Linked DNA regions of Homo sapiens: region 2 is linked to region 1. The links are chromatin contacts, found by Hi-C or POLR2A ChIA-PET in ENCODE. All regions are on one chromosome and are shown on one strand. The core of a region is the stretch at or near the end of the contact, and the rest is flanking DNA. Distances in the headings are between cores, read along the strand shown.

Region 1 (4,151 bases), core at 1,165-3,664:
GCCACATTCATAGCAGGATGCTGAGTGGATTGTACTCAGCCTCACTTGTTGCATCTGTGAAATGGGGGTGATTTTTTGACTTCTCAAGGTATAGCATCTATTAAGGCACATAGACTACAATCTGACACAAATTAGCAGCTCCATACATTGCAGAATCTTTTCTTTTTCACTTAAGGAGATGCTAAAAGAGGCAAGAGGAAAGAAAATCAAATTTGGAGATGCCGTGGGCTGTGTGTTGAAGTTGGGCTCTGGTGGAATTGGTGGTGACCTTTTGCTTCTCTCCATCTGGATGGCTGTATCTTCAAAGACAACAAGTCTTAACTGCAGTTTTTGATTGTATAAATCTGGCCAAGTCCACTATTTACCCAGCCCAGTCTCCTTAGAGTAGGATTGGAAACTCAAACTTTGCTATCTCCTCTGCAGAGTGAGCAAGGGACAATCTTTATGAAAAACTTTAAGTTGCAAGATATTTGTGTTCTTAATAATGAAGGGAAGAATACAAAAATGATAATACTAAGCCTGGCTCATGGATAGCATTTTTGCACAATATATTTCATTTGGGCTGCAGCCTTTGAGCTGTACTAATTGCTCTGAGCATCTGTTTGTATGTCCGTTGCATGGGATGATTTACCCTCCTAGGTTTCCAAATGCTTTGGAGCCCCTGGTTTATTGCAGGACTTACTAAGTGGTGGCCATCGTCACTTTGATTGGCCCCTACCACAGTATTTTCCAGACTTTTCCACCAAGGCTCTTAGGGCTTTGTGGTGGGTGCCAGAACAATTGATGGGGTAGGGTGGGTGCTGGAAGAGAATGAGCATCTGGTAGATTGAGTCTCTGGGTCTGCCCTTCCACCCTCACTCCAGCCCCCATTAGCTCAGCTTGATTTTCAACCACTTGAAATACTGTGGTTGTGCCTAAGACATCATGTCAGGGAGAGAAAGAAACATCTGAAAACCATCAATCTTCTCTCTGAATGCTTCCACTGGTCCCATTTGCCTGTTGACAACCCAAGTTGAAAAGGCAGCACCAGAGGGGAATGGGGAAAATTAGCAGAACTGGAAAATCTGAGTTGAGATCTGGGTTTACCAAACTCTCCGTAAGACTTTGAGTCTGTGAAACTTATGTCCATTAGTTTCTTCACCTTTTAAATGGGTCTGTAGTACCTACCCTCTGGGCCTCACAGGCTGCTTTTGGGTGTGAAAGTGCTTTATAATTGGTGAAGGAAACTGCTACGTGGCAAGAATAGCAAAGCCTGATGTACTTTAATCCATTCGGTTCTGCTGAGGGTGGAGCCCCAATGTGTCTTAATTCATATGAGGTTTCTGAGAAGCTTTTTGAGATTTTAATACTGTCCCAGGTATGCACATCAACCTTCTCACTTTTATCCCCCAAGCTCCAAAATTTCATAACTTTTTATTTCATCTTGGGTGGCAGGAAGGCAAGGTGTGCCTGGGGGAGCTACAGGGAGTTATTCAAGGTCACATAATTAGCTTATAATTAACAGAGTTTAGGCTAGAACCAGTGCATCCCACTCCCAGATGGGGGCCCCCGGCTTATCTCAGCATGTCAGCAACCCATGAATCAGCCCTGAAATATAGATATTACCTATGAGTAACAGTTTCTCATCCTACCTCAACTGTTACGAAAGTCTTCCCTCAAACTAAAGCTAAGCAGTTCCACAAAATGCCAGCTATAGACATTAGCAGAAACTGTATATTGATTAGGTGATGTATCAGTCATTGTAACTACCCAGAAAAAAAAATACAATGACAAAACCAAGTGGCCCAACCTTATTTTCTACTTGCAAGAGGAAAAACCCTATTTGGGCCCCAAGATGCTTTTTTCATTTCATTTACCACATCCTGGGTTTGTGCTAGTCAATCTGCTAAATCAATAAGATCCGAAAAAGCAGAAAACAAAGATCGTGAGGCCAGAGGATTTCCTGATCACCATGGCAACACACAGGGGTGGGTACTGTGGTTTCTCTGCCTGAAGACGCACTCGTCAAAGACTACTTGGTGTTACAGAATTCTGGTGCAGTGAAGCAACAGTTCTGGGACATATACTTTCTTTTGCCAGAAAGACTCTGTTGGATCCAGGACCAGGAGTGGGGGGTTAAACAGTTCTCCATACCCTCACCTCCAAGTCCCCATCATCCCATTAGGAGACAGGGACAGTACTGTTCTCCAAACTCTCAAAACAACCCAAGAGCTTTCTAGGCTGTGCATTGGGTTGATCATTTGGTGGCCTTGGCTGAAGGGCCAGGGTAACAGCTAGGAGAACCCTTGGGATTCTTCTCCAATGTGACAGGCCCCTCCATGTTGGTTCAGCGTTGACTGCCATGACAGGCTCCAGGCTCCACGGAAAAAAGGCAGAGAAATCAGGGGGTCCAGCCAGGCGCCAAGACGTTGGGGTGCCTTGCATTTCTAAGTGCCAAGTGATGAATAGCTCAGTTGAAAGCAACCCAGGGCACATTCTGGAGGAAATTCTCTGGGTATGATTGTGCATGACTGTTTTCTCTGCTCATTAAACCCTCATCTGCCTCCAGGGCAATTCCGGGAGAGACTGAGTCACTCAAGACTCATGGTCTGCACTGGGCAGCCAAAGGCGATTCGGCCACCAAGTGTGATTCTGGCCTCATTCAGAAGTGGATGCTAAACAATACACCCTTTCACCAGGAGCCCATCACATGGGCATCAGGAGATGGGGGCGAGTGATGTGCCAGCCTTCTAGACTGGCAGGCCTGGGGGGCAGCAGAGGGCACAATAGCTAGAAAGACTCCCAGATGAAAACTTCTGGGCTTTGAAGCCTTCGAACAAATGAAGAAGAAAATGACTTCTTCGTGTCCTATTAAGACAGTGAGTTGTGGCTTTTTTGAGAGCAGCTTGCTCAGACCTCTTATGAAAGATAGATCAGTAGCAACAGCACTGGTGTAGGAGTCAGAAATCTGCAATTATGAACCACTGAGTTTTGTGTGTGTGTGTGTGTGTTTTTGTTTTTGTTTTTTGTTTGTTTTGTTTTGTTTTTTAACTTGCTGGAGGACCATACTCGGCTATCCTTGATTTTATTTTCTCCTGTGTCACAAGAGAAATTGGTTAGAAGCTTCCCATTGTGCCTCCTGGCTTTAAAAATAGATAATCCAATTAACAATAATGCTTTAAAACAACAAAACCTTGTCCTTTTCCCTTCCTACTTCTGATCAGAACCAGCTCAGTAAGATTTATTAGTTGTGCAATCTGTTTTGGACATGAGCTCAGCAAATCAGAGGACAGAAATAGAATCCTGGCTTTTTAATGATAAACACTGTAAAAATAAAAAATTTGGAGAGCTTACCAGTGCTTCTGGCTGCCCAAGTGGTTTGTGTGTGGTTGACTCCCAGGAGCTCAATCACTTTGGGTGCAGTCCACCCAGAGAGCTATGTTCCAGCTACATCAACCTGGAGCCTTAGCTTGGTCAGTCTAGATTTTTGGGTTTGGCTGCAGACATCTCGTAATGTCACAAGGACAGCCTGTGTCCTTGGTGACCCAACCCTGGGCCAACCCCAAGTCCTGGAGTCCTCTCCTAAGAGCCCTGCCTAATTGTAGAGAGAGCATTCAGGCTGTAAAGGGCAGGAGGCCTGGGGGCTACGACTAGGTTTGGGCTTTCTAAATTCCCAAGAGTATGATGGGAAGACCAACAGGCAGAATCAGAGAGAAGCAGTCAGCCCACTGCTGGGGAAAGCCAGTCAAGGTCAAGACTTCAGAATCTCCTCTCTGGAGAGAGAGTGAAAATTCCATTAGTGAAGTTTGTTCCACTGAAGCCTTACCAGGCCTTGGTAAAGGCCCCTATCTTGTGGTCCAGAATCAAGGGACTTCTGATCTTAAAATAATATTCAATAAGCTCAAATTCTTCTCTCTAGGGCTCTCTTTTCATGATCACCTCTCCACACTTTATTAAAAAATCACATGAAGGGTAAGTGGGCTTCCTGTCATTTCAGTGTCTGACCTGTGCATAAGTTGGAATTTAACACTGGAAAATGATCAGCCAGATTGCCCAGTCTGAAACCCAGGTCCCCCAGTGACTAGCACAAGTTACTTACATCTTCTCAATGAATCAGTTACCTCTTGTGTAAAATGGGGATAATAAAAATGCCTGCCACACAGGATTGTTAG
Region 2 (4,462 bases), core at 597-3,096, 170 kb after region 1:
AAAATCTGATCCAGTCTCTTCAGACATCCTCCCACAGAAGATGCTGAAAAAAGGTTTCTTATATGGTACAAATACACAATGGAATACTATGCAGCCATAAAAAGGAATAAGATCATCTCCTTCAGAGGGACATGAATTGAGCTGGAAGCCATTATCCTCATCAAACTAATACAGGAACAGAAAACCAAACACCACATGTTTTCACTTATAAGTAGGAGCTGAACAATGAGAACACATGGACACAGGGAGGGGAACAACACACACTGGGCCTCTCAGGGGGTGGGGTGGGTGGGGGTAGAGCATTAGGAAAAATAGCTAATGCATGCTGGGCTTAATACTTAGGTGATGGGTTGATAAGTGCAACAAACCGCTATGGCACAGGTTTACCTATGTAACAAACCTGCACATCCTGCACATGTACCCCACAACTAAAATTAAAATTAAAATTAAAAAGAGAAGGAAAAAAGGTTTCTTGATGATCTCTATCTAGAACCCTTTGAAGGTGACCCAATCAGCTCATTAATTGTTTGCTCTTGAATACTTGCTTTCACCCAATGGGCTTTGATATTAATAACAGTATTGATTATACTCTCAACATTTATGGAACATACTAGCTCTGAGATAAGTGGTTTCCTTTGTTTGATCCTCACAACAACAATTCTATAAGCAAGTAGGAGGAAGGAACAAACAGATAGAGTGCTATTATTATCCTCATTTTATAGACAAGGAACTAAGGCCACCAATGTGCCTAAAATGACCTAGTAAGCATCAGAATCACATAGCTAAACCTACATTGGCCCAAATCCAAGACTTTAGTTTGTAGGACTATGCTCAAGTAACTAGGCAGCCAATTCAAATACTCCATCCTCCAATTTTATATTTATAAATTACAAGCACTCACAGCCGGGGTCAGCAACTCATGGCTTTCCATATGGCCCATGAAGCCTAAAATATTTACTCTTTAGCCCTTTACAGAAAAATGTTTTCTGACCCTTGGCCTAGAACAGTAAACCAAATCCCAAATTTTCCATTCAGTGTACTGAGGTCTCTGTAGTACTTGGGACCAGCAGATTCCACAACATTTTTTAACTCAAGAAAAATATTTATTTGCATTGATTTATGTAAATGACCCTGAGTGATGAAAGTTGGAAATAAATTTGGGGAAAAAAAGAGCTAAAGAGTTGTGGTTGTAAAATATCCACCTCCTAAACTACTGCAGAGCTGCTGGTTAACCAAAATCCAGGGAGGGTTTTGCCAGAATCATGAAGAATTTTATGAATGGGTCTACACTGAGTACAGAGAAAAGTGCCCACAGGCCTCTCTGTATCCATGTTGATGGGGGATTAAAGAAGACTCCTCCTACCAACATCCAGCCAAACAGAAGACTAGCTGTTTAAATGGCTGCCAGCATGCTAAGCGAATAGAAATAGTGACAAAGAGGGTAGTCAGAAAGGCAGTGAGTAACTATTCATTGTTTTCAAACGTGGCGAGAGGTGTTTGGTAATCTTTGTGTAAAACAGACATCTGAGTCATCTCAGCAGCAGGGAGTTCTCATGAGTCATATAACACATGCTAGTCACAAATCAGGTCTTTCCACCAGTTCAGGAATATTACCAACAGTATCACCACACTACTCAGTATGGATCCAAAACTCAAGGAATATCTATCTAACTACACCTGCATGTTCAAATGTACTAGATGTACCATGGTATAACAGGTGTACCATGGGTGTACCAGTAGGTGTAAACAGACTCTACCTATAGGGTAGAGTCCTTTAAGGTTGCAGAAGAAACAGCTGCAAACTCCAAAACTGCCCCAGCTTGCTGTGTGAACTTGTGCATGTGCTGCCTCTTATCTGAGCCTAAGACTCATCTATAAAATGAGATGTTTGAGTTGGATGCCTCTCCCCTGCCTTCCAGCTCTATGAGTATGTGGAGGGGAAGCTCCACCAACAGTTTAGAAACAGTCCTGGAATACACTGCTGACTTATGACTCATAATTCATCATATCTCATTATCTAATTAGTATTATAATTACCATCAACATTATCATTGTTATTATCCTTAGTATAGCATAAATAATAACAATATAATAATAACTAGCATTTCTTAAGTGCTTTGCATGTGCCAGATCTTATTTGTTCAGGTCTCTAGAATATGTGGGACAAGAAGATTGTAGTATCTGCATAGATCAGGAGTTGGCAAACTACAGCCATGGGCCAAATCCAGTCAACAGCCCATTTTTATAAACAAGGTTTTATTAGAACACAGCGAAGCCTATTGTTTACCTATTGTCTACGGTTACTTTTGCACTCCAAGAGCAGAGTTGAGTAATTGCAACAGAAACCCTAAAATATTTATCTGACCCTTTACAGAAAACACTTGTTGACCCCCTTCTTTTAGACCCTACATAACAAATCTGTTGTTTTTTGCCTCCCTAGTGTCTGCTTGCTACTCTTTTGGTTCTATCCTCTCGACTTCTCAGGGCAATTCCCCTTCTAACTCCCGTCCCTATGGTTTGGATGGAACTGACCCATGCCCATCTCAGGACTGGTGAATCAGGATACTCTATCCTCATAACCACATAGATTTGTGGGTGATCATGTGGACCAAGTTGGTCCAGTGAGATATAGTCCTAAGACTTTGGCTAGAAAAAGTGGGAAGGAGGAGCTCTTCTTTGCTGAGGTTTCTTAGCTGCTAGGATGTGTCCAGAGCTGCCGGGAGCTTATAAGGGAATGACCTGCCTTTGTTTGAGGACAAGGAGATATGGAAAGAGAATCAGTCCTAATAATAAGATTTTAGCTCCTAGATCCAGATACACCTAAAGTTATCTCTAGACTCTTTGGTTAACAAGCTGATATATTCTCTAGTTCACTTAAGTCAGACTAAGGTAGGCTTCCCTCACTTGCAACTAAAACAAAACAGTCCTTTGAAATAGACACAATTACTTTACCCACTAAGATACACCTGATCAAGATCACATAACCAGTAAGTGGCAGAGGCTAGGACCCAGGTCTCCACTGAGCTTTTCAAGATGAAGGGGTCAGCATCTAGAGCTCTCTAGAAGATCTGGCTAGAAGCAGGGACACAACCAACGGGTGATTTTCCTGTCTTTGAATTGCTCTCTAAAGGGCAATTCTTTGGGGGATCATCTTGTTTTCTACTTATGACTGTCCCATGGCAAGACCCAGTAGAGTACTGGCTTCTCATGCAGTAATTTGGGGCAAGTTATGACAAAGAGTGATGTCATAGCCATTTGTCAGCTCTTCATTCTTGCCATTTAACTGGGAAAAATTTTTGCTGGGGAGAAACTTGACCTCCCTCTGTTGGGATATTTAGTCATTCAGCAAGAAACATGGAATCAGGGAATCTCAATGCGGTGAACAAGATTGTGGGTCAGGGCCCTTCTGTGTCAAGGAGTCAGTCAGGACAGATTTTGCTGAAGAAGAGATTTCATAAAATCAAACCTAACTGGAACTATCCGTTCCACAGGGCATCTTCTTATACTCTGCTTTGAAGGGGACAGACTCCAGAAGGAAACATGCAGTGCAGGGTATGGAAACAGAATCTCTCAGGGAGATGTTTGGTTAGTGTGTGGCTCAATGTTACACCTTTACCAGCTGGAGGACCTTATCATGAGGACTGGGTTTCAGATAGGGATCCTGGTGACTCACAGGACCCTCTGTCAGGGGTCCACTGGTCTCAACACACCACATCAAATGAGAGAATGGATTCAAGCATTTTTTAATGATTTTCAACCATGAGAGTTGAGCATAAGTTGGATGGGCAGATGGATGGATGGAGGGATGGATATTGGACACACAGAAGATTGATAAGCACAAATATATACATGTATAATTGTATATATAGAGATTACAAGTAATATTTCTGGAAAGATCACAGAATATTGCTGAGAGTAGCAGCTTCTAGGGAGAACTGAGAAAATGGGTATCTCAAATGAGAGGGTGACTCACAGATCACTGTATTCTCCTTAGCTCTGTTTAAATGTTTTCCTATGTGCATTTATTGCTTTTTCAATGTTAGGATTAAAAATAAGAGGGAATTATCAAAAATATATTTAACGACAAAGCCCTCTTGGCTTCATCCCTCAATGACCCTAAAATTTAAATGACCAAAACCCCATTTCCTCAGGCTTTCTTGTTAAGCTTTTTTCCTTGAGGCTTTGTAATACCAGCCATGCAGACACACTGACATGAGCTCTCTGCTCACGTGTCACTTCTCTGAGCAGAGAGAAGAAGCAACGGGACCCAGCTCATGTCAGGAAAAGATGTTACATGAGACCTGTTCCTTTGGTGTCTGCCCCAACTCAGTGCCAAGCCAGAGGTAAAGGGCAAAGGGTGATAGGAAGGAGTCCAAAATACAGGCCACAAAGGCCTCTAGTCCATCTGGGCACTGCTGGAGCCAGGGCAGGGCAACGCTGGCACAGAGATAAAAGGGCTGTC

The links. Hi-C counts contacts between places; a loop is a spot of excess contacts on that map. ChIA-PET counts read pairs that join two places held with the same protein, here RNA polymerase II (POLR2A). Pooled maps may share reads with other maps.
Region 2: a loop to region 1 is called in a pooled map, with 7 times the contacts of the local background. The contact joins two enhancer-like sites. A Hi-C loop is called at or near these places in 2 of 168 maps with a recorded cell type or tissue (both naive thymus-derived CD4-positive, alpha-beta T cell) and 11 of 50 pooled maps. POLR2A ChIA-PET finds 5 or more read pairs at or near these places in 10 of 52 experiments (AG04449, B cell, CD4-positive, alpha-beta T cell and 7 more).

Annotation. Positions count from the first base shown.
Region 1 is chr11:35,164,282-35,168,432 of GRCh38, forward strand. All of the region lies in intron 1 of CD44 (CD44 molecule (IN blood group)), which reads left to right. Among named protein-coding and RNA genes, the nearest start is that of SNORD164, 3.4 kb to the left of the region's middle. RefSeq lists a silencer at 1,278-1,327 and an enhancer at 1,748-1,807. Within about 2 kb of position 2,415, at least 31 of the 41 ENCODE cell types and tissues checked have a DNase peak (open chromatin) inside an H3K27ac peak, as active enhancers do; they include PC-9, where a contact is called at or near this core.
Region 2 is chr11:35,335,890-35,340,351 of GRCh38, forward strand. All of the region lies in intron 1 of SLC1A2 (solute carrier family 1 member 2), which reads right to left. Among named protein-coding and RNA genes, the nearest start is that of SLC1A2-AS1, 56 kb to the left of the region's middle. Within about 2 kb of position 1,847, at least 10 of the 41 ENCODE cell types and tissues checked have a DNase peak (open chromatin) inside an H3K27ac peak, as active enhancers do; they include PC-9, where a contact is called at or near this core.